Linked DNA regions of Mus musculus: regions 2 and 3 are each linked to region 1. Evidence: chromatin loops called from intact Hi-C (ENCODE). Cell type or tissue: left cerebral cortex. All regions are shown on one strand.

Evidence for each region. Peaks named below come from ENCODE experiments on the same cell type or tissue, not always from the same donor. Only the 100,000 strongest peaks of a DNase experiment are listed, where the experiment ranks them.
Region 2: it touches region 1 in a loop (6-fold over the local background); 3 of 42 quality-filtered maps call a loop at or near these places.
Region 3: it touches region 1 in a loop (2.6-fold over the local background); 2 of 42 quality-filtered maps call a loop at or near these places.

Annotation. Positions count from the first base shown.
Region 1 is chr8:34,679,815-34,687,814 of GRCm38, forward strand. No RefSeq gene overlaps it. Among named protein-coding and RNA genes, the nearest start is that of Gm46069, 6.1 kb to the right of the region's middle. In left cerebral cortex, CTCF peaks have their summits at 3,564 and 4,771; DNase peaks (open chromatin) are centred at 343, 2,630, 3,556, 4,137 and 3 more places; H3K4me3 peaks cover 451 bases; H3K27ac peaks cover 1,671 bases.
Region 2 is chr8:34,389,552-34,397,551 of GRCm38, forward strand. No RefSeq gene overlaps it. Among named protein-coding and RNA genes, the nearest start is that of Gm33831, 6.8 kb to the left of the region's middle. In left cerebral cortex, a CTCF peak has its summit at 7,834 (motif pointing right); DNase peaks (open chromatin) are centred at 3,249, 3,679, 3,928 and 4,714; H3K27ac peaks cover 3,126 bases.
Region 3 is chr8:34,593,300-34,601,299 of GRCm38, forward strand. B930018H19Rik (RIKEN cDNA B930018H19 gene) reads right to left here. Exons shown (of 5, transcript NR_040706.1): 3 at 2,692-3,150. Among named protein-coding and RNA genes, the nearest start is that of Gm34096, 9.4 kb to the right of the region's middle. In left cerebral cortex, no CTCF peak of the experiment used is centred here; DNase peaks (open chromatin) are centred at 3,152, 3,478 and 7,808; H3K27ac peaks cover 221 bases.

The DNA of each region.
Region 1 (8,000 bases):
TAGAGAAACTGACTAATTTTTCTTAAACGCTTAATCTCTTGGGAGCGAGCTTCATTTATCTTTTATCCCCCCTCACAATAGCCCATGAAAGAGGCTTTGTCGGAAAAAAAAAGGGTGCTTGTGGTGGTCATGGAACATATGTCTCAGTAATCCAAGGACAGAAGTCAGTTGTCCTGTCTTAGAAAGGAGCCCTGACAACCTCCCTGCACCCGGGGCACACCATTTGTTCGGCGGCCATGTGGGCCAGCATCCTGGCCGGGCGCCGAAGCCCAGTGCAGCCGCGGCAGGCTCCCTGGCAGGGCTTCCTGAGTCAGCAGTCTCCTCTCCACAGAGCAGATGGGCCAGCCCTCAGGGAAAGGAAGCTCTTCTGAGAGTCTCCTGTCTTCATTCTTCCCAAATGGGCTTGGCTATAAAAAGCAAATTAAACAGCCATTGTTCCTTTCCTCCATGAAGCTGACATCCTAACATCCTGCCTAGTACAGGGCTCCCGGATGTTTGCTGCTGGCCGAGTGACGCTTGCCACTGCACCAACAGTAACATAAAAATCACTCTCGAATTCCACTCTGGAATGATATTTGTCTGAAACGCCACTGCTTTCTTTTTGGTTGTGACTACACAGCAGAAGAGAGCTTTCTCACTGGTCTTAGTGTCTTCTTCCTGCCTCCCGCGGGTTTGCACATGGACTTTGGGCCTTATAATCCTAGGAGAGTGTGGAGACTCGACCCTCAAACTTTCCCATTCTAGAGTACTCTGCGGGCGGGTGTACTGCCTGTGTAACAGAGTATTCGATAATACAAACTAACCACCCTGCCTTTAACCTCAGCAGAAAACAACAATAGCAACCCTAAACAAAACCCCTTTTTGTCTCTCTGTCTGTCTGTTTGTTTGTTTGTTTTGAGATAAGATCTCGCTACAAATCCCTGTCTGTTCCAGAACACACTGTGTAGCCCAGGCTGTCCTCAAACTCACACAGATCTGCCTGCCTCTGCCAGAATTAAAAGTGTGCCTTTCCAAAACAACAGAGCAGAACGAAAAATAAAGATGCTCTGAGTCTTTGGGTTGTTTGATTGGCTTTGGTTTTTGGTTTCTGAACATGGGGTTTCTGTTTCTCTGGGTAGCTCTGGCTGTACTGGAATTGCAGACAGGGCTGGCCTCAGAGAGATTCCCCTGCCTCTATCTCCCGAGTGGTTGAGGCTCGGGGAGAAAAATCAAAAGTAAATCACACAGACAACTTCATACCTCAAGAGAGAGGCAAAGGGAAGAAGGAGAGACATGATGGGAAAAGCAGGAGAGGTATGGAGAGAGAGGCTCACACTCACTAATGCAATTGCGTGTGTGCCTCTTACTGTACTCTCCAGGACGAGAGACGGCTCAGTGGTTCACATGCTCTGGCAGAGAACCTTCATCCAACTCCTGTATCAGGTGACCCCCAACCTCTTGTAATTCCAGTTCCAGAAAGATGGACCTCTGGCCTCTAGGCACTAGCACTCTCCTGTCCATACCCACATACATTCAAATAATTAAAAATAAAATAAATTGTTTTAATTTTATTTTAAAAGGGTAACCTAGAAGAGCATCTACGTCACTTCTCTGAGCAATATCCATATATAAGTCAGCACCGGCCAAGTCACAGAACAAGACAGCCCCACTTGGGACATGAACCTATAATCCCACAATTGCCTTTAACCACGTGGTAACTAACCAGAGACAATGGAAACAAGCAATAGATTACACATCCATCACCCCAGACCAAGGTCCATCACTTTAACAACCCTCTGATAGCTTCAATACAAGATGCTGAAGAAGGACAGCTCTTAAAAAGCATGTCCCAGGACGGCGATAAGGATGCCTTGCCCAGATATCAAAGTAAATGGTAGAAAAGAAATTTTAAATGCTGTTTTCTGAAAGCCACTTGTATTACTTGTCCCACCAAAATGAACTGGGTGGGGTGGGGATGGGGGTGGGTGGTTGAGGGGAGGCGGTCTGGATTTTTATCAACCTCAATTCTCAAATTAAGACTTTCAGAATGAAATTTTGGCACACAGTTTTCTGAACTTTTCTGAACTTGGTCAAGTGGATTTATTCTAAGAAGAGGGGAAAGAGTTTCTGGTAAATAAAGTGCCAAAACAGGAAGCATGCCTATGACTGTGGAGCGGACTGCTGGAGGGTAGGAAGGTTCCTTCAGGAAGCAGCTTACGATGGTGCTCCATCCAGAGCTCTGAAGCAGCCTGGGTTTCTCCACTAAGCAGTAAGGGGCCCCAGCATAAAAGCACTAGTCAAGACCTCCCTGTGGCTGGTGGCCTCTGCCCCGTTACTGTAGTGTTGCTCATCTTACATGGCGGGAGATGCAATAATGCTATTATATTCCTGCGGCTGCTGCAACAAATTATTGTGACCATTACAACTCCTGAGCTGGGGTTATAATCCCAAAGTGCTTGCCTTGCATGCATGAAGTCCTGAGTTTAATCTCTTATCACAATAAATAGATCAACCCAATCGATTATCTTGAAATCGGTTTCTCTGCTGTTTCTACCTTTTAGGCGCCGCCTTCCCAGGTTGTGTCATAGCTCCCTCTTGCATTTGCAAAGGTAACCATAGCAGATGGGGCCCTTCTCACACTGAGTAACTCTGACTCACCCACGGCCTCCTTCTTCCACATTTTCTTGCATATGTGTGGCAGCAGAGACTGAACCCAGGGCCTGAGTATGCCCAGACAGTCTCAGAATTCGCAATCCTATTGCGTTAGCCTTCAGAATAGCTGAGATCGCAGGCCTGTACCACCAGGTCCTTCTCTCTCACACTTTTAAGCATCATTATCTGGATGCAGAGCCCACCTGGTGTCGAGGTCAGATGGTTTGCAACGCTGATGCCACATGCAACCTTTTGCCTTGTAATAGAGGAACTCACAGTTCTTGAGGGACATGAGCATCTTTGGGGGAGGGTCTCATCAGCCTAGCAGAGAAGCAACCCAAGATAAAAAGACCTAAGATAGGGAACTGTGCTCTCGAACACACATGGAGATATCCAGAGAACACCAAGCCATCAATGGTTGGCACTGGGTCCAAAGTCTTGAAGAAACCAAGGTGAGGGTGTTCACAGTGTGTCAAGGGAAGATGCCTTGAAATCAAAGAAGGAAGGAACAACCCAGAATTTAACACCTTCATTTTTTGAGACAGGGCTTCAATAAGTACCTCAGGTTGGCTTTTAACTCAACATCCCCCTGCCTCAGTCTCCTGAGTGCTGGAATTGTAAGCATGTGCCACTATGCCCGTCTCTCCTCCATCGATCTCTAGAAACTGGAAAGAAACTTAGGAAATCACATGCGGCTTAACCCATTATGCCCTGCCCCCATTTCTGGTATAACAGAAAACCAGCTGGGCAATGCAGCACTAGAAGGCAGCAGGAGAACCATGAGTTTGAGGCCAGCCTCGGCTACATACACAGCAAGACGCTATGTCAAAAGAACAAAGCAAAGCTAAAAAAACAACAGAGAACAAGGGGAGGGTTTGCAAAGCAAGCCATCATCTGCCTCGGCATTTCATTTTAAGCATCCCCGGTTTTCACACTACTGATTCTCACCCCCAGGCTCTCCATCTCTGACTCACTGTTCAACAGAGCTCTTTACAGCCCTGCCAGCTCAGGAGGCAAAGTTCTTGTGTGTACCAGTAAACACACCATTTCTCCCCGACAGAGGAAAAAGAAAGTGTGTGTGTGTGTGTGTGTGTGTGTTATAAGCATATGTGTATATATATATATATATATATATATATATATATATATATATATATATATGTGTGTGTGTGTATGCTTAATATGTACATATATATATGCTTATATCTGTGTTTATATGTGTTATATATAAGCTTTATATATATATATATATATATATATATATATGTTATATATACATATACATGCATATATACACAATACATACAAACACACACACACATATATATGTATACACATTAAGTAGACGTGAAGTCTTGGGCCTGCTAGGTTGTAATAGTACACAAGAGGCATCCACAAAATAGTTTGAGGGGATAGCAGTATATCTGTGCACAGTGACTGAAATCTATGGAGTCTTAGGCACCCACTCTGTCTCCTCTCATTTCATCCTCCTGGCCACCTTTCAAGAAAGCTTGCGCCAGGCAGTGGTGGTGCACACCTTTAATCCCAGCAGTCAGTGAGAGACAGAGGCAGGTGGATCTCTGAGTGTGAAGCCAGCCTGGTCAACAGAAGGAGTTCCAGGATAGCCAGGGCTACACAGAGAAACCCTGTCTTAAAAAGACAACAAAAGCAAGAGGGGGGGGGTTGCATCCTGTTCTAATTCAGTTTTCTACTGATGTGAAAAAGACTATAACTATAAACAACTTGAGGAGGAAAGGATTTACCCAGAAACATCTGCCTGGGGGTGGTGCCCAGGGCTGGGCCCTCCCACATCAACCATCAATCAAGAAAATGCCCCACAGGCCAATCTGATAGATACATTTTTTTTCCAGCTGAGGTTCCCTCTTCCCAGATGACCCAAGCGTCTGTCAAGGTGACAAGAAACAAAGCAGCACATGGGCATGACCCTCTGTGAGGTAGCCAGGGCCCAGAGCCGGGATGGAACCTGTAAGTCCTGTTTCCTCATGTTATCTGGCCATCACCCACTGCTGAGACTTTGCCTTTAGACCCTCACTCTAGGATGTCATAGCCATGTCTGTAGACAGGGACAGCAAAGGGCTCCTGCATCGTGGGTTTCCCGAGTGCTTCCTCACTGCAAACCACACCGTTCCCTTTGCTCTGTGGCATTCCAGCCCAAACAGCTTCAAGTCTTCCTTTTCCTAAAATGCATTTTCCTAATGTCCTTCCCTCCTTCCCTAATACTTAAACACTCCTGTTCTCAGTCACAGCAGCCCAAACCACTGGTCACGCAGCCATCAGGAAAAGCCCCCAATTATTCATGCCCTGTCTTTCTTCTTGTTCGTTCAAGTACATTTTTAATTTTTTTTCATCCAAAGTGTTCTCATGGGAAGGTTCTTTTACCCCAGACACCCACCCACTCCCCTCCTACCCTTCCCCATCTGGTCAACTCCTCTCATCATCGAAAACTGCCATCTGTCAAAACGGCTGTGTTATAAGTAATACACAAATCACTGTGGGGCGCTGAGATACTTGACTAATACCAGGTAGCAGCTTCTCCTGAATAAAATGGAAAGAAATGGCCTAACGTTACACTTCAGGAATGTAAATTCAACGGAAATGGGAAAATGCTAATTGCCAGTGGAGAAGGTTTCTTCTTCCCCAAAGGAAGCTACATACTGTCTGTCAAAGAAAAAGAACAGGTCTCCTTGAGCCTCTCAGCCTTCCCAGTTCCCTAGGTGCCCAGGTGCGCAACACCTCCAGTGTGAGGGTTTGAAAGGTGAACCGCTGTCTTTACAGGTGTGCTGGAGAAAGCCCTGGGTTCAGGAGAGCAATTAGAAGGAATGGTGGAGCAGAGCCAAGGCCAGATGAAGAGAGAGCTGCTGGCTCCCCTGTAGAAGCACATGGGTAAGGGCGGAAAGCATCCTTAAGAGCAGGGGAGAGGAGAGACAGCGGGTGGTCTAATGATGCCTCGGCATGCAGAGCGGAGGATACAGTTTTTTCAAAGAAGCTCACTTTGGTTAAACTGAAGGTATTTTATACTTTTTGCTTGAAAAGACTGTGGCACTTGGTACTGTTCCCAAGGGTAAAACTCTCTTGGTCCCAACTTTAAAGGCTTGGGGGAGGAATCAGTGGGAAAATTGGGCAAAAAAAGAAAGACAGGGGTTAGGGGGAGCAAACAAATAGTACCTCAAAACAGAACTAGTAGGGGTATAAGACCTTTACGAGCTCTGAAGCACCCAACTACGTGGAAGATCTTCCCTATGCCAAGAAGGAAAGAACATCACTCATTAGCAGCTTAGCAACTGGGATGTTGGAGGTATGACTTAGAGCTCCAAAAAGGGCAATCCTGAAAGAATTACATGTCCATGTGACAGTTGTGGAAATGAAGACATCACAGCCAAGAAAGCAGGGTAGTAGAGCCAGGTCAAAACTCATCTCTACTCCAAAGCCTGTGTTCTACCAAACCCTGGTATTGCTGAAGCCATTTTTCCATGATTCATGGTTAGGAAACTCAGACGTTTCAGCATTCTAAATCCTCAGAGTAAACCGCTCAGAGGCCAGCCCAAATGGAGGGGACTCTTCACCAGTTGCATTGAAGGTTTCTGACGGGACTTGTAAACGATAACCACTGTTAGCAGTCCGGGCTACACATCCCAAAAGGATGACCCTTCTCGACACCGCCCAGACTGATCTGAAACCCCTGGGCTGCAAAGATCCTTCTTGCTCAGCCTGCCTAACATCCATGTCCACAGGCAGCCTGGGCCAGTGCACTGACCTCCTGGGATGATCTAATTCTTCAACTAAACGCCCTACTCCCTCCTGGGTCTTCTGTTCCCTAGGTCTCAGAAACCTGTACTTCTAAACCTTGCTCAGCTGATTCTTGATCTGCTACCAGAGCTGGTACCCACACAGACATGAGATAAAAACAGACTTCAGATTTCCTTTCTGCTCTGTCACTTGCGAACGCAATCACAATGCAATCAAACAGAGCCACAAATCCCCCATCCAGAAACACTTCCAAAGCAACACAAAGCAATCACGGAATAGTTTGCTAAAATGAAGGCCAACGCTAAGCATAAACTGGGGCAGGAAAACCGCCAGATGTGAATATATTAAGCTTTATTTTAGGGGATCGCAATTGGAAATTGTTTTAACCATAGTGTGTGGGCGTTGTGAGGTGACAGATGGCGAACAACAAGCGAGTGGCATTGAAGAGGAAAGTGCTGGGTTTAGCAGGTCTACCTTAATCCAGCCCTACCTCTCTCTGGCCACTGTTGTGGGGAGCAGTGTATTGTTTCCTTGGTTCGCCTGCTCTCTGGCTACACCAGATTCACTCTCATTTTAATCCAGGCTTGATCCTTTAAAACAAATCAGGTCTCAGATGTTACTATTTCGAACTGTAACAGTAATATCTCAAATGTATCCTGCATCTGCCCCTCCACCCCCCACCTACAGAAACTCATCAGCACCCCTGTCACCAGTCTTGGAAAAGCCCTGAGGGTTTATTTTCATTTTGTAGTACAGGGGATGGGTCCTAGCATCCAACAAGTTAAGCACGTGTTTGATCTCATGCCTGACCCATCACTGAGTTTTAAGCCTACTTTCACAGATTCTTTGAGGAGTGCAGAAACCTTGTCCATAGCAATAAACTGATCTATACCCTATACGTGGCTCATATGGTCTTTCTTTATGGGAACTCCAGACAGCGTTTCAATGGCAGCAATCTGCAAAATGGACCACAGCATCTTCTTGCAACTAAGTCTAAACTCTGGGCTCCCCAGAGTCAATTCTACAGGACTTTAAAAAAAAGATTTATTTATTTTATTTATATGAGTACACTGTAGCTGTCCTTAGACCCACCAGAAGGCATCAGATCCCTTAACTGCTGAGCCATCTCTCCAGCCCCTAAAGGACTTTTGATGTCCTTCTGCTGGGTTGCTCAAACTGTGAGATAGCTAGCTGACTCGTACCTTGAATCCCCACCCTTGAATGAACAGGCAAGAGGATTTTGAGGCCAACCTGGGCTACACAGGACCTTGTTTTAAAGGTCAAAGCAAACATTTGAGATACACAATTTGGGACGCAGGAAAGCATCCAATCCTATGATCAAGATTTGACTGTAAGCATGGAGGGTCATGCACACTCCAGTGATGCGATTCTTAAGCATTCCTGGTATATTCTCGGACAGCACATACCTACTATATTTATAGAGCTGGGCTGTCCATTTAGCTTCCTGGGCCAAAGCTAAGATGAAAACATTACTGTCTGCCAATCATTGTTCAAACACTTCCCTTGCCCTTACCAGGTCAATCAGATTCAACCAACATGAGCATCCTCACTCTATTTGCCTACAAAGTGTGCCCATTTTC
Region 2 (8,000 bases), 290 kb before region 1:
CTCTCAGTATGTATCCCAGGCTATCCTGGAACTTGCTGTGTATCTCAAGCCTGCCTTGAACTCATAGTCCTCCTGCCTTAGCCTCCTGAGTCCTGGGATTACAGGCCCAGCCCACCACACCCCACTGAACTTCAGCCCTTTGTAAAGGAGATGTTTGTGGTCCAGTCTATCATGGATTTGGGTGGCTGAGCTTAGTTGCAGAGGAAGCTTCTGGCAGGTGAGTGAGAAAATTGGAGATGATGGAGCGAGCAAGGGAGGGAGTGGACCAGGTAGAAGCTTCCCTGCCCTTGACAGAGATTCCCTCCGCATCTGAGGCTGGAAATTACTTTTTTTGCCTAGCAAGGAAGCCATCCTGCTGCATAACCCCAGCAGAGTTGCAGATCTTCTCGGAACCATGATTCACCTTGAAACTCTCTTATATAGAGTTGTTCTCTATCGCGCAGTGAACTGAGGATTCCCATAGTTCCATGCGTGGGGATTCGATTATCTGGTGCCTGGAGCCTAGAAAGGGCTCCAGGAAGGCAGAGGATCCCCCTGCCTGAAGGTCTTCCTGTGCACTCCTTGCGTTTGCTGTCTGGAAGGACTCTTGCAGAGAGCTGTGACTGAGACATTTCCCTTTTGCCATCCTGCTCCCAGACCACACAGGCCTCGCATGACGGAACCAGCCCATAATTCTGGAAACATCCTTCTTCAATGAGCACAAAGCATGCATGCTTTAAGTCCTGAGGGACAGCACCTTGTTTTGACAGTTGGAGCTAGATGTCCACGTGTGTGTAAAATAGCACTCACTGGACATTAAGCGGTGTGCATGAAGTCACGAGACAGGATGTAAAGAATTTCCTTGGTCTCTGCCTAGAACTGTTATGCCTCCCTCTCCCTTCCTTCCTTCCTCCTTTCCCCTCTCTCCTCTCCTCCCTTCTTCCCCCTTTCTTTTTTTTTCTTCCAAGAATGGATGGGAAAGACAGCCATGCATCTAACGCACTTGACATTTTGTAGGGACATTTGAAAACTGGCTGCTCTCGGTACTAATACTTGTCAGTGTGTGCTGATCTTAATTTCTTTACAACCACTCCATGTCAGTTTTCTGGGTGGGCCTCAACCCATGTCTGTGAAGGAGAATATCTCTTCATAGGCTCTTGCTGTACTGTGCAATTCTTTCCATTATGATTAGGGCTGTACGGAGACCAATGATACCCACAGTTCAGGGAGAAGGAAGAGAATTGGCATTTATTCAGCACCTGGGATGAGAAAGAAGCACAAATGTCACTGTCCTCCATCTGCCCACAGTGGGGGGATGTGGTGACACGTCTGTCCCCACTTTCCAGCAGTGGCAACAGCTCCCATCAGGGACAGAGTTGGGTCTGCATGAACTCAAACCCCAAGAGCTACCCAGAACCTTGTGCGGTCTAAGAAGGAAAGCTTTGACTGTAACGTTAATGTAGTTTCTTTCATTTGCATATACTAATCATGTAAGGAGGCTGCTATCCCACTGAAAGGCATTTCCCTGGGACCATTTATGTGTCATACCCTGAAAATACTGAAAGAAGCACACAACACTCCAGCAAGCTTGGAAGGCCTATCTATCGCTTCTTAGCTCTATCTGTGAACCTACCTGATCTACGGCTTCTTAGCTCTGCCCAGGAACCTACCTTATTCCCTTTTCATTGCTGCTTTTCTCTTTTGCAGTGCAGGGTGGGGGGGGGGATGTCTTCCTAGCACCTGGCATAATGCTAAGAAAGCAGCCTACCACCGGGCCACACTCTTCGTCCCTCATCCTATGCCTTCATGTAGCTGAGAGTTCCAACAGCTAGGTAGAAATAGAGCTACCCCAGGCCCACCATGGTCAGGGCATGCAGACTCGTTCCTCCTTCCTCAGAGCTCAGGCGGAAGAGCAAAACATTGCTGCAGAGCTTTCTACAGGAGTAAGGAAGAAGGGACAAGACCAAGACATCCAGGAACATGGCTTTCTTCTAGTACGGGAGGACGAAGGGTAGATGCTGTTTTCTTCAGGTCCCTCCAGGACTTGCTGCTCTCTGTGAGGCTGGCTCTCTCTGTCCCATTCACTCCCCTATGTATCGCACGCATCTAGATCAAACTACACACTCAACTCTCAGCCCCCATTAGTTGTTGGCTCATGCAATAATTAATTCGGCCCAACACTGTGGCCAATAACATATGGGACAGATCGTCTCCATTTTAATGGCTTTATTGGGCTAATTTAGAGGGCTTTAACCCCTGGCTTTCAACAGTCACGCTGCTAGATCCATCTTCCACATTCATGAAGCACCATGAATGGTCACAGGAATTGGAGGATCACTCTGGGTGCAGCCATGTTGACCATCAGAGGAAGGAAGGGTAGACTAAATACCCTATGGATGATGATGGGTCTGATGCTGCCTTATGGGGACAGGTGACGGGTGCCATATGGCCAAGCTGCCACCATTTTCACAGCAGCTGTGTTCGGAATCAAAAGGTGTCTCGGTGTACCCCGAAGTCAAGGAGGGGATTTGAAATATATTACAGACTCCTTTGTGAGAGGTAGGGGAAGAAACGGAGTCAAACTGTGGCTTAACCCTTTCTTCCCCACACTCTCCTGCTGAGGTCAGAAGGTGGGTTCTTGCAGCCCGAGCCCAGCTGTTGTCTTCTCATCTTTGTGAATCTGGCCACACAGTCATGCAACTAAAGACGTGGATTCACTTCTCATGCTTCGCACAACATTTTTACTGACTGGAGTGTAGGCTGTTGAGAGAACATTTTCAGCCCTGTATTTGTTTGATGAGCCAGGGAGGGCTGAATAGGTGATATGGAATCAGTATGGACTGCATTGCAGTTCCTGCATTGAACTGTAGACATCTCGGGGTTTCTACCCACACAAGGCTCCTCCCTGCCGAGCATCTCTGGGCACAGGAGAAATAGCATTTTGGGTTCCTTGCAGCCCCCCAGAGCATGTTGGTCCAGCTGACATTTGGATAAATGAGCCACATTATCCAGGAAAAGGAGTGGATCTCTGGTCATCCGGCTGGGAAGGAGGGCTGTCATAAGAAGCTGTGTACGGCATGAACAATGTGTGGGGGGCGGGGGAGAGGGGGGAGGTGGGAGTTTCCTGCCAGAGAGCCAGCTCCAGGCCCACCTGCATCTCCTTGGCAACAGTGATGGGGTAGAATTTATAGGCTTGTTCCTACGTGAGTGCCTTGGGTCTTTTAAATACCTGCTGGCTTTTCTGTACACCCACTGCGTCTCTGAATCATTATGCAGAGCTTTGGGCGTCTCTCCCTCCCACTCCAGGCCCTGGCAAGGCTCAGGGAATACGGAGAGGTTCAGGAGGAACAGCCTTTCAGTATTTTGCTTTGCTCCCCGGATTGTCAATTTTAGGGTCTAGATGTGACTTTGCAGGGTTACTTCTGAACGGGCCAGCGAGGTATAGAGGAGTCTGGACATCAGCACTTTGACTCCCAGCTGTTTAATGGTACCATCTTGGCTCAGATGGCTCCCTACTCTATGTCCCTAGTCTCTCTAAAGAGGAGCGCTGGAGTTCCTGGCCTCAGAGGGGCCTTCTACTGCCAGCATTTTGTGTGCTGTTATCGGGCTTCTCCTTGGCTATGCACACCCGGTTTAAGAACACAGCACCTGTCCTGCTGCACAGTGCCAGCGCCTGCAAAGGCAAGCCAAGCAAGCCGCATTGTTAGCGCCAACCAACGGGAGTCCAGAGCCAGAACTCAAATGGAATTAAGTGCCAAGAGCCCAAATAAGCCGAACCAGGCACTCTACTTCCAAGTTTAAAAAAAAAAAAAAGACACTAAAAAGAAAACCAAACTTAGAAACCAAGAACCAAATGTGTGCACTTTAAAAATAAAACAAACCACTTTTTGAACTAGTTAGAACCAGAATTGGTTCCCTGTATTTTTTTGAAAGCTAACGCCGAACACCAAAATATCCCCTGGACCGAATCAAACAGATTCCCAACAGTTTCAGTCTCCAGTTAGAAACAGACAAGCAAGCAGGCAAGTGGAGAGATTTTAAAAAAAAAAAAACAAAAAACCTCCTGACATTTAGAGTGAGATTCTGTTTAGGACTGAATCAGAAGAGAGAATTTTTAGTTCTGTTGAGTCAAGCACATCTTCTACAACCAATAGGGAAAATGCTGGTGCTGTCCGCTGTTCAGAGGATGATGGATCGGCCACAGTTTACTGCTCAGTCGCTGGGCCACAATTTCCAGTTGATTGTGCAGCTCTTCTGCCCTTTCCCTAGATCTTATTTGAATGGAATATTGTATGCGAGCGGGTTTCCGTATCTCCCATTTTGGATACGCATCCAATGCACTTACATCGCAGCTCCCCTGTTCCTCTGCTGCCCTTTCTTTTTTCTCTCCTTGTGGGAACCTTGTCTCTTCCTAAAGAGCCTGCCTTGTTTTCATGCCCACTGTTCTTCTTAAATGCCGGTTCTGCATGGGAAAAAAATGGAGTGATTTTTTTTTTTGTTTTGTTTTTGTTTTTTTTTTCTAAGTCTGGCTTATTTTATTTAACACGATCATTTCTGGTTCCACTCATTTTCCTACAAATAATATGGTTTTGTTTTTCTTTGTGGCTGAATACACTCCAGTGTGCGTATAGTGTTTTTATTTCTCAGTCCATAGATGGGGCGCCTAGGCTGGTTATATAACTTAGCTATTTATGAACAGTACCACAGTGAGCGTGGACGGTGAGCTTCTCTTGAGTCTGTACCCAGGAGTATCACGCTGCCTCCTCTTTCTGCTAGTATCATTATTTTTGAAGAGTTTGGATGACCATATGATGGCATCACTGATATGTAAGGACCAGGAATTTTTGAAGGACTTATTTTATCTGAAGTTCATAGATGGCCTTTGTCCGAGGTAGCTGGTCAGTGGACTCTGTCAGGTTTGTACCTTTGTGGTCTAGGAGAGATGATGAAGAAGAGATGATGAGAAGCATCTTATGATTTAGCTGTCACCATTTCCTCCTCCCTCTTTACTGTCTCTTTCTCCTCCTCCTCCTCCTCCTCCTCCTCCTCCTCCTCCTCCTCCTCCTCCTCCTCCTCCTCCTCCTTCTCTGTGATGACTGAAGGACCAAACTGTCATGTCTTAGAGAAGTCACAGACGCTCAGAGCCCAGTGGGTGGGCTGCCTTTGCAATGCCTGAGTGTCCGGGGTTTCTCTGAGTATTTGTAACTTCCTCAGATGGTGGTCTGTCCCCAGATTGGGACACTTGCTCTTCCATAACTGGAAGAGATGTCACATGAGAGTGGAGATCTATTTCGGCCCTGTTACAGTGCCTGGCTTAGAAGCTGGCATGTGATGTAAGGTATAAGTCCCAAGCCTGGTCTTCCATGTGACACCTTTTCTGTCGGAAGCAGCTCTGGGCCAAGCAAGGGCTTTCTTCCTGGACTTTCTCCTACCCACTTTTTCCTCAGCATCTTGTTCGCAACAGCTGCCTTGTGTCTTCCTGTGTCACAATCCTGTGCCAGGGGAGCAGGGTCTGACTCTGCTGTGCCTCAGGATCTAGGATGAAGTGCTAGAGATGGGGAATGGGGTGCATCTCAGTTTAGGGTGTCCACATCTCCGTGGTTCACCCGTGGGTGACCTCTGAACTCAGTTTTCCTTCTCTTAAAGTTATACACAGAATTTACAAAGTTGCATTGGAAGCAAGAAGGTGACTAGGTGTGAAAGAGTGTTTGCTCTACAAATACAAGGATCTAGTTTGAATCCCCAGCACCTGTGTAGAAAGCTGGCCATGGTATGTGAGTCTGGAATCTGAGCACTGATGGGGTGGAGACAGGCGGATCCCGAGCTTGCTGGCCTGCCAGCCTGAGACAAGCTTCCAGTTTAGTGAGAGATCCTGCCTCAAAATAACACAGTGCAATGTGATTAAAACACCAATGTCCTTTGGCCTCCATTTGTACACCTATATACTCATGTGCGTGCAACACACACACACACACACACACACACACACACACACACACGCGCGCGCACACACACACACACACACAAGTTATGTTCTGAGACTTGCCAGGAAAAGTATTACTTTCCACTCCCCTTAAGGGCCCCGTCTTAGTGCTTCTACTGTAGTGATAAAACACCATAGCCAAAAGCAACTTGGGAAGGAAAGGGTTTATTTCAGCTTATATCTCCTGGTAACCATCCATCACTGACAGAAGTCGGGGCAGGAACCAGGAAGCAGGAACTGAAGCAGAGATCATGGAGGAATACTGTTTATTGGCTTATCCTCATAACTCCCTCAGCCTGTTTTACTGTGGACCCAGAACCACCAGACCCGGGGTCGTACCACCCATAGTGAGCTGGACCCTCCCACACTCTCTCATCAACCGAGAAAATGCACCATAGGGGTATCCGCAGGCCATTCTGGTGGGGACATCGTCTCCATTGAGGTTGGCTCTTTTTGTGCTTATGTTGTTAGTTATTTATCATGACTTTTTAGCCTATAAAACAGAGATGAGCTGTCCTTTCTTTGCTTCTATGACATATGTATACACACATCATACAGCCCTCTCCCCACACTTCTTTTGACCTTCTACCCTTGTAGTTTGGTTATATTGTAATTTTGATTTATACACTGAATGAATTGTTTACACTAAATGGATCCATAGGTGCTTTATACACATGAAGTCATACCGTAAACTTTGATTTACATCAAAGTTCTCCCTATGTGGGGATTGTGTACCTGTAGAATCAGTCACTCATGGATACAAAGTATTCAGGGAAAAGCTGCATGTGTATTTGAACACGTGTAGACTATGTGGTCCCTCTTCTCTGTTCTCTGAGCAGTGCAGCACACCTAATCTTTACATTGCATCAATTGGACCCATAATCTAGAAATGAGTTTTGAAGATTTGAGTAGGCTGCATGCATATGTTATACCATTTTTATAGGGAATCTGAATATCTGCCGTTCCAAGGGCTATGCTAGGATCCATCCCCCAGTGTCACCAAGGTGTGGCAGTACTGTCCTTCTGAACCAATTTTCCTGTAGTAAATAATTGCCTTGGGTATTACACGTGTGTAAGTCTGTGTATGCAACATTCAACATATTATAAGCCAGGGAAAAATTATATTACTACCCTGCCAAAGGTTTCATGAGTCCAAACCAGTTTATAAGCTTTGTAAATCTGGCTGGGAGTTGGTCTTAATTCATATGTTATTCTGTTTAATGTTGAAATTATTATTTTTTTCTATTATTTCTATTAGTTTTTAAGGGACCTCTAGCAGCTCCTAAAACTTTCCAGGGTAAGACTTATCTGTGAAAATACTTATGGAGAAATATATCTCGTACAGTCCAAAACCAGATGTCCCTGACACATCCCTCTCCCATGCTCAACTCATCTCTTCATTCACAGTCAGAGCTAACCTGAAAATTAAGCTCTTGTATACACCACAGTGGAAGGACCTGCTGCCATTGTGGAGGGCTGTCAGGCTTTGGCTCTGAGAGTGAAATGGCTTGTGCCGCTACCTTAACCTCTGTATTCTGTCTGCAGTGGACAAGAGTGCTTTCAGAACAGGATCATTTGGTGCCTTTCCCACCATCATTTCCAACCAAGGCCTAGCATTATAGGAAGCAGCATCCTGGAGAAATTTAACAGAATCCTAAGGACAGGAACCCAAGCCATAGGCAAGAAAAAAATACAAAAAACCTAAACCTTCGAGGTCCCTGTTTTTGCTATTGGGGTCTTTCTTCTCACTTCCAAACCACCATGTCTATAGGGAGCCAGAGACACTCTTCCTCCTCCTCTTCTTTGAAATTGTAAAATAAGAAGATATATTATAGATGGGTATTTTGCCTGCTCGTATATCTGTGCACTATGTGCATGCAGTGCCCACAGAGTCCAGAAGAGGGCGTTGTATCTTTCTGGACCTGAAATTAAAGATGGTTGTGAGCTGCCTCGTGGGTGCTGGGATTTGAACTGTGTTCTCTGCCAGAGTGGCCTGTGCTCTTTATTGTTGAGCCATCAGCTCTCCAGTCCCAGTAAT
Region 3 (8,000 bases), 87 kb before region 1:
CCTTAAATCACCATTCGTACTGATGGACTCCTTTATTTGTAAGGCCAAATGGAGAGGGTTGGGGAGGTAGGCTTTCCTGAATCCCATACTCATCTCAAGCAGCAGTAAAGTCCCTTGACAGTCAGGAAAAACTCTGGACTTTTCTGGGGACCCAAAGGGACATGCTCAGTTCCTCTAATAATATAACAGGTTGTGAGTTCTAGGGATGGCTGCAGAAGTCACTCTCCTTACGAAGTGAACTTAGCATCCTTCGTCAAGAGATGCTCTGTCCTCAATGGGGAATGGGCAAGATGGGTTGATACCAAGAAGGGAGCAGTAAGGCAGACATTATTCAAAGGGTTCCAGATCCCTTGGCCTTCATCCCTCCATTTCTCAGTGCTTTTTCACATAAGGAGACCAGCAAGAAGGGTAAGATGCTTGACCCTAGGGACACAGTGGAATTAGAGTAATGAAAATGGGGATACAGGCAGACCTGCTTGTGTTCTGCAGTGGGCCTCTGACCGTGGCAGCCATGGTCTTCTGTGACCGTCAAGGCTGAGTCAACAAAGGTGCCACAGCTTTGATCCAGTTTTCTTTTAGGACTGACATTTTTGCTGTTACAGTATGGAGATGTTCTGAATCTCAGTCAAAGAAATCTAGAAGCAGGACTGGTACCAGGGCAATGTCCTTGAGAGGAGAGGCTGGGTGTGCCCATGCTGATTCTCAACTCATGGAGTCTAGCCCCTTGCCCATTAGCAGTTTGGTCAACCTCCAGGTCACCTGACCACACTCTCTATAAGGCACAATACTGAATAAGTGAGAAGTGACCCACACTCTTGGACAATGTTCCTGTTTTTGCTACCCCTACTGGCCAGTGCCCTGTAGCAAGGAGAATGTTATCTTGATGACAGATCCTCCCACCTGCATTGCCAAGAATCCTGCTGGCCTGGGAGACAGTGAAGAACCTCTGCCCTTGCTCTGACCTATGTTCTCACTACAGACATATGTCCCCAGGAAAGGGGAGAGAGAAAAAGTGGTTCTTCATCATAGACCAGCATTTATGTCTCAGCAGAGCCCTGTGACATTCCAGCACAGTGACAGACAGCAGCAGAAATGAGCTCATAAGGCCAGGATCTGCTGCTGGTCTGCTCTGTATTCTGTGCTAAGGAGAAGACAAGGGGGTCCTAGTCTGCTATCAGGACACAGACACAACAACAGAGTCAGACATACATGGTGGGCATATTTATTCTGTCTAAAGCACAAGTGAAAAAAATAAAGTAGAAAGAGACATCTTACCAAGGACCCATGACTGGCAAAGGACAGACCAAGATTTGAAATGGGCTCCTCTTGGTCCCGTTGACCAAGTTGTCCTGGATAATGTCACTGAAAGAGGGGTAGAGGACACCAGAGATACCGTCCGCATCTGGTTCTCATATTGGCCAGATCCCTTAGAGACCACCAGTGCTTAGTGAAGACGAGGAGTGTCTGATTTACAAGGTCTGACATGATGGAAGCAGTTGGACTTTTCTTCCTCTGAGACTGGAGGGTTTCTGTGGCTACACACTGGCCTGATTCATACTAACCACCTGGTTCATACAATACTTTAGGACAAAAGAAACTAAGAAGATTTAAGAAAAAGACCAGAATTGCATAGATGGTTCGTGTCCCATGGTCATGCTAGCCACAGAAGAGACCCTGATTTTGTCAGCTCGCCCCACCTACCACCCTATGAACCTCTCCCAAGAGGAGTCCTACATAAGGAGCCCTGCAAACATTTATTTTCCAGCACTGGCTCTGTAGTAAAGCTGAAACCCATCATCTAAAGATACCCATTTGTTGTCTATCTGGTCCAAGTCTACTGAGTCCACAGGTATGGATCATGGAGACAGACATCATCACCACATCTATGATGTGATGGACTCTAGGGGACCTTTCCTCCACCATCCTGCTTCACCACAGGTCTTAAGTTGCCAGGGTTTGATTTGCTCTTGGAACATCCAAGAAGGCCCTGAACTTCAGAAAGCTTCCTCGGAAATAATAGGGTATAAGATTTGCAGACAGAACCGTTGTTCTTCAACAGATTCAAACTTTAAAGCACTGAGTCAGAGAACAGCCGAGAACATGTAGAGAAGGTGGGCAAGAAGACGGAAGGGTGAAGTCTAAGTGTCCTAAGGGAGGCAGAAGCGGATGGGAAGTGGGTTTCTGGGGATGGGAGGTAGACAGAGGCTAACAAAAACAAACTCTCTCTCATATACTTGGACCTTGCCCTAGCTGGAATCAACACCTCTCCTCACGCCAGCTACAAAGCCAAAAGGGGCACTTACATACTGCTGCAGTTTGGATCTTCAGTGTCCCTTGAGGTCCATGTGTTGAAGGCCTAGTCATCAGCTGGGCACTACTGGAAGCTGGTGAAGGCCAGCGGGAGATCTTTAAGTTGTTAAGAGAGAGTTGTAGAAGAGGACAATGGGGTGTTCAGCTCTCTCCTTCTCCATGTCTCAGCTGTGAGGTGAACATTCCGAACCCTCTCTCTATAAGCTGGTCACCTTAGATGCCCATCACACTCACAGAAAGATGAACTCCACACATATAACACACTTATGACACTACCAGTCCCTCTGACACTAGACAGGTCGGAAGAACTGATAGGGAACACTGACTGGTGGGACCCCCCCCATACCAGCTAGCACTTGGCAGTGGAAGATGGAGGCTTACCTGGGGGCAGGGAGAAACACATGGGATCTTATTAGAAGTAGCAGCAGCATGGTTACTGTTAACTGAATGTTTGCTGATTCTCTAGCAATGAATCCCCTTGGACAGACATAGTACCCATCCATGTAACATAGACTTCTTGCTACAGTGGTTGGTATTGGGGATTTCTTTGAAGAATATGTATCCCTGGGGACAGGCCAGCTTCAAGGGTTGTGTTGCTTTGTTTTGTTCCTAATACAAAACTTGAAGTGATTCCATATCATCCGCGCCTCACACGCTGGTAGTTGTGACCCAATGATAAAACATCCCCAACTGCAGGCATGGGGTGGGTATTCAGCTCTTCGTGGGAAGGCCCGTCTTCCTCACAAGCACTTGATGTTAATTTTCCAGAGTCATATCCTCCCACTGTCTGTGAAGAATGAGAAAAGGAAAACCAGCCACCATGCCGTGATTTTAATTTCTCTGTTTAAAAGAAAAAGAAAAAAAAATCCACTTGAATACACAGCTCTGAAGACAGCATCATGTTGTACCTCATGCACCTCAGAATGAAATTGTCTCCATCATCTGAGGTAAATGTTTAAAGGATGTACCACTTAAAGGATGGTAGATTGCATCATCTCCAAAGATGCCCCCAAAGATTTGGACTAATAGCCTACCATCCTCATCTTTATCAGAACCCTAAGAGGGTAAAGATGAGGATAACTTGGGGGAAATCATCTCATCCCGAGGACCAGACAGAGATGCTCACAGGAGACAGATAAAGGCATAAGTGATTCAAGCCCAGATGGGGCCTCTTGTGACTCAGAGTTTGTTATTCATCCAAGAAATAAATTTCAAACAGTTGAAGACTTTGGGCAGCTGAGTTCCACATCCCTTGTCCTTTCGTTTTCCTAGAGTGTCCATAACAAATGGCCTCGAACTCGGTGGCTTCAAGCAATGGAAATTTATTCTTTCCTAGTTCTAGAGGTCAAAAATCCGAGCTCAAAGAAGGCAGCAGGGCCATGTCTTCCCTGAAGTTTCAAAGGAAGACTCCTTCCTCGCCTCTTCCAGTTTTGGGTGGTTCTGCGTTCTCTGTGGACTGTGGCCATGTAACTTTCTGCCTCTGCCTCTCTGCCTCTCTGCCTCTCTGCCTCTCTGCCCCTGCCTCTGCCTTCTGTCTTAAAAGGATGATTGTCATTTTATGTAGGATTCACCTGAATAATCCAGAATGACCTCATCTGGTATTGCTCTCAACTATATTTGCAATGACCCCTCATTCCAATTAAGGGTACATTAACTGGTTAGAACATAATCAAACCATCTGAGGGTCAGCAGACAGACCCATCTACTAGAATGAAGTAAAATATGAACAAATGAACCACACCAGGACTGGCAGGTGGATCTGAGAAGGATTTCCCTTTGTCCGATCTCTAAGGGTCAGTCACATTGGTGCTTTTCCATGTCTTTTACTGGCTAAGACTCTCCTTAAATTCTCTGGGGGATGGGCAGGTGTCCTGAGGAATCCTAGCTGCTTTGAACTGCCAAGATCTTGACTCTAGTTAAGACTTTGTGTGGACTTTATATGGAGTAGAACCTCCTCCTTTATTTAGGAGTTGAATTTCCGTCTGGGTTTTTTTAGTCTTTTCCCTGTGCCCTACTGTGCATCCAAAGTCATCTCCTCCCTCTCCTAACAACGTTCTGGATTCTGCAGATCCTTGGTGCCTCTTTCGGAATTTTAACTCAAGCTTCTCAAATTTCTGTCTTTATCTGAATCAGCCATTGGGAGGCCATGTTTGAGTACAGACTACTGGGTTCCATGTTCAGAGTTTCTGATGCAGTAATTGGCTTGGAGGTGGGGCTAAAAGCTTGCGTTCCCCACCCCCATAGGTTTACTGTTTATTCAATGTTAAATGTTACAGAGTTCTTACACTGTCTGAAACATGCCTGAGAACTCAAAGAAAGAAATGGTGCAATGGACAGCCTCACCCACCCAGACAGTGTATTAAAACTTGATTCACATGCATTTTGATAATTTCACAATCTTAAAAAATTATAACAAGACTTGGAACTTACATCTGCTGCAGGTCTTCAGCGTTCACATTAAATAACGGCATCACGTCTCTGTTCACGTCTTCAACCATAACCCCAAACAGAATTTGTGTATGTGTGTCTAACTGGGGTAAAGCATACTTTAAGGGAAGTTTGTGGCTCAAGGTGTGAGATTTCTTGTTAAGGTTTCTGGTGCCCAAATAAAGTCTTCAGTTTAACCAAGAATCTCAAGCCTCTAATCACCCCACCTCCTCCTTCAGATCAGGCCAACATTATTGCCCAGAAGTGGCATACAGTCTGGTAGGAGACACTGGCCTCCACCTCCTGCTTCCCACACTGCTGCACTAATCCACTAAACTCCAAGACATGCTCTCAAGCTGGGAAAACATCCCCCGTTACCTGTTCCACTCCTGTCAGTAGTGAGCAAGTCTGAACTGTGTTTGGCAAAGGGATTCATTTACAGAGAGAAGCCCAGGCACTGCCATTGTATCACATACTCATATGTCAATATAGAGTATGTGTACTGAACCATCTGTAGTGACAAACTAGGTAACCGACAGACGATTGATTTCATTAGGTGGAAAGAAATTTAGCAGTAACCATTTCTAAGAGCCAAGTGCTACTAGATAGTTAAATTGTAATTACTAACAACAGAAGTCTACATTACTGGCTACTCCCCTGCCTCTCCAAGTGAATACCAAACATACTCACAGAGTAAATGTCAAGAGCTGGCTAAACAATGAATGGATCTACAGAATAGCCCATAACCTTCACAAGGTTGGTAACCTCAGATTTGCTGCCCTTAGTTGTGGATTTCATGTGGATCACACCTCCTGCATAAGGTTGCAGCGATTAGTGTGAACCTTGAAACCAACTCTACTGGATTCCTGTCAGAAAGCCCTCAGAAGCCAGCCACCTGGGTTCTGATCCACTGTAAAAGATAAAGAGTTAAGTGAGCTGAATTTACCTGTTCTGTGTCCCAACCTAAGGACTACTCTGTAGGCTGTGGCTATGTTCGACTCCCTGGAACAAGCCACTGTCAGAAATGATGTGTTGGGTCATTTGTGTGGGGCTTATGATTTATAATTTAAGTTTGTAGTTGTATGAGGTAACTATGGATTTAATTCAACCAAACTCAGGTCTACCAAATGAGGAGTGGGTGGGGGTAGTCTTGTTTCTTTGAATCATTTTTCACTCAGATAGTGTTTGTTGGGTTCCACACTAAGGCCTTGCTTTGACTTGGAGTAAGTTCTTTAAGGGCATATTGTGTGGAGAAAGAGTCTGAAAGAAGCATTGGAATTGTGAAATGCCCTATGAATTGGCCAATCCTTAGGTGGAACCAGATAGCCTTTGATGGATATAAAGGACAGCAGACCTGCTGCACCCCAAGGGCTGCTCAAGCCTCCTAATCAGGTCTAAATTGAACTGCTGTGGACAGAGTGTGGCGTCTGCTCACTGTTGTGGATGGAGTGTGGTGTCTGCCCACTGCTGTGGACAGAGTGTGGCGACTGCTCACTGCTATGGACAGAGTGTGGCAACTGCTCACTGCTGTGGATGGAGTGGTGTCTGCCCACTGCTGTGGATGGAGTGTGGCGACTGCTCACTGCTGTGGATAGAGTGTGGTGTCTGCCCACTGCTGTGGATAGAGTGTGGTGTCTGCCTACTGCTGTGGATGGAGTGTGGCGACTGCTCACTGCTGTGGACAGAGTGTGGCAACTGCTCACTGCTGTGGATGGAGTGGTGTCTGCCCACTGCTGTGGATGGAGTGTGGCGACTGCTCACTGCTGTGGATGGAGTGGTGTCTGCCCACTGCTGTGGATGGAGTGTGGCGACTGCTCACTGCTGTGGATGGAGTGGTGTCTGCCCACTGCTGTGGATGGAGTGTGGCGACTGCTCACTGCTGTGGATGGAGTGGTGTCTGCCCACTGCTGTGGATAGAGTGTGGTGTCTGCTCACTGCTGTGGATGGAGTGGTGTCTGCCCACTGCTGTGGATGGAGTGGTGTCTGCCCACTGCTGTGGATGGAGTGGTGTCTGCCCACTGCTGTGGATGGAGTGGTGTCTGCCCACTGCTGTGGATGGAGTGGCGTCTGCTCAGGAGGAGAAGGTTTCACTGACCTGGCTTTTAACAGTTCAAAGCAACAGGAGCAAAACACCAAGTTGTGCACGAATCTGGCATGGCGTCTGACAAATCCTTGTGTGTGCCCCAAATGTGAAAGCTCGAGTTCTTATCTGTGGAGATTCTGTTCTAGCTGGTCCAGAGGCATAGTGAGAACCACCATTCTAACCCATTCCTCATGCCTTCCGAGTGGACTTTCCTTGTGCTCCCCCCACATCCAACTCATCTTCTATCTTCCTCTAGCCCAGTAGGCTCTCAACCTGTGGATAGCAAGACTTTTAGGGGGTGTCACATATCTGATATCCTGCATAGCAGATATTTACATTATAATGTATAACAGTAGCAAGATTACAGTTATGACGTAGGAATGAAATAATGCTATAGTTGGGGGTTCACCACAGCAGGAAGAGCTGTATTAAAGGTCCACAGCTTTAGGAAGGTTGAGAACCTCTGTTCTAGACACTTATTGTCATCTCAAAATACCTAGAACCACGCTGATTTAGCTCAATCTTATACCTAACGATTCCTACCTAACCGTCCCATCCTTTGATGCCCATCTAAAACCTCTTCTCCCTCTCCCCACCCTCTTACTTCTCTAAATCAAAGCCAAGGATACCCAGATAACTAAGCTTACTCCGTCCCAGAAAACAGGAAAATCTAGTCCCAAGCTAGTGAGACAGTGGGCACAGTGACAAGCCTGGCTGTAGCTGGATATCCTCACAAGACTCCTAAAGTGGGTAGCCTAGGTCCGGCTCCAGTGTGACCAGGGAGGAGTGTGGAGGAAGCATCCAAGCCAGTTTCCACCTACCCAGCCGCCCATGCTCCTTCTGTCTTCACCAGCCCCTCATGCCCCAGTGTGCAGCAACTCCCCTCAAGGGTGAGCCTTCAGATGCCAGCAGACCATCTTCCCAGGACATTGAGCAACACCCACTGCAGGATTTCCAGCCCTCATGCGCTCCCCAACAGCCTGCAAGACATTTTCTCTGAGGAATTTCAACACACATAACCAGTGCTTTGTTCCCCTGTGAATGCGGGCTTGTCTGGGTGCCAGAGTTGCACCACACAGGAGATTAACAAATATGAGCTGAACCTCTCAGCAGGCGCAGCTCAGTCTCTGTGATCTTTCTTAATACTATGCACAAATGTCAAACCACTCTAGAAAAAAAA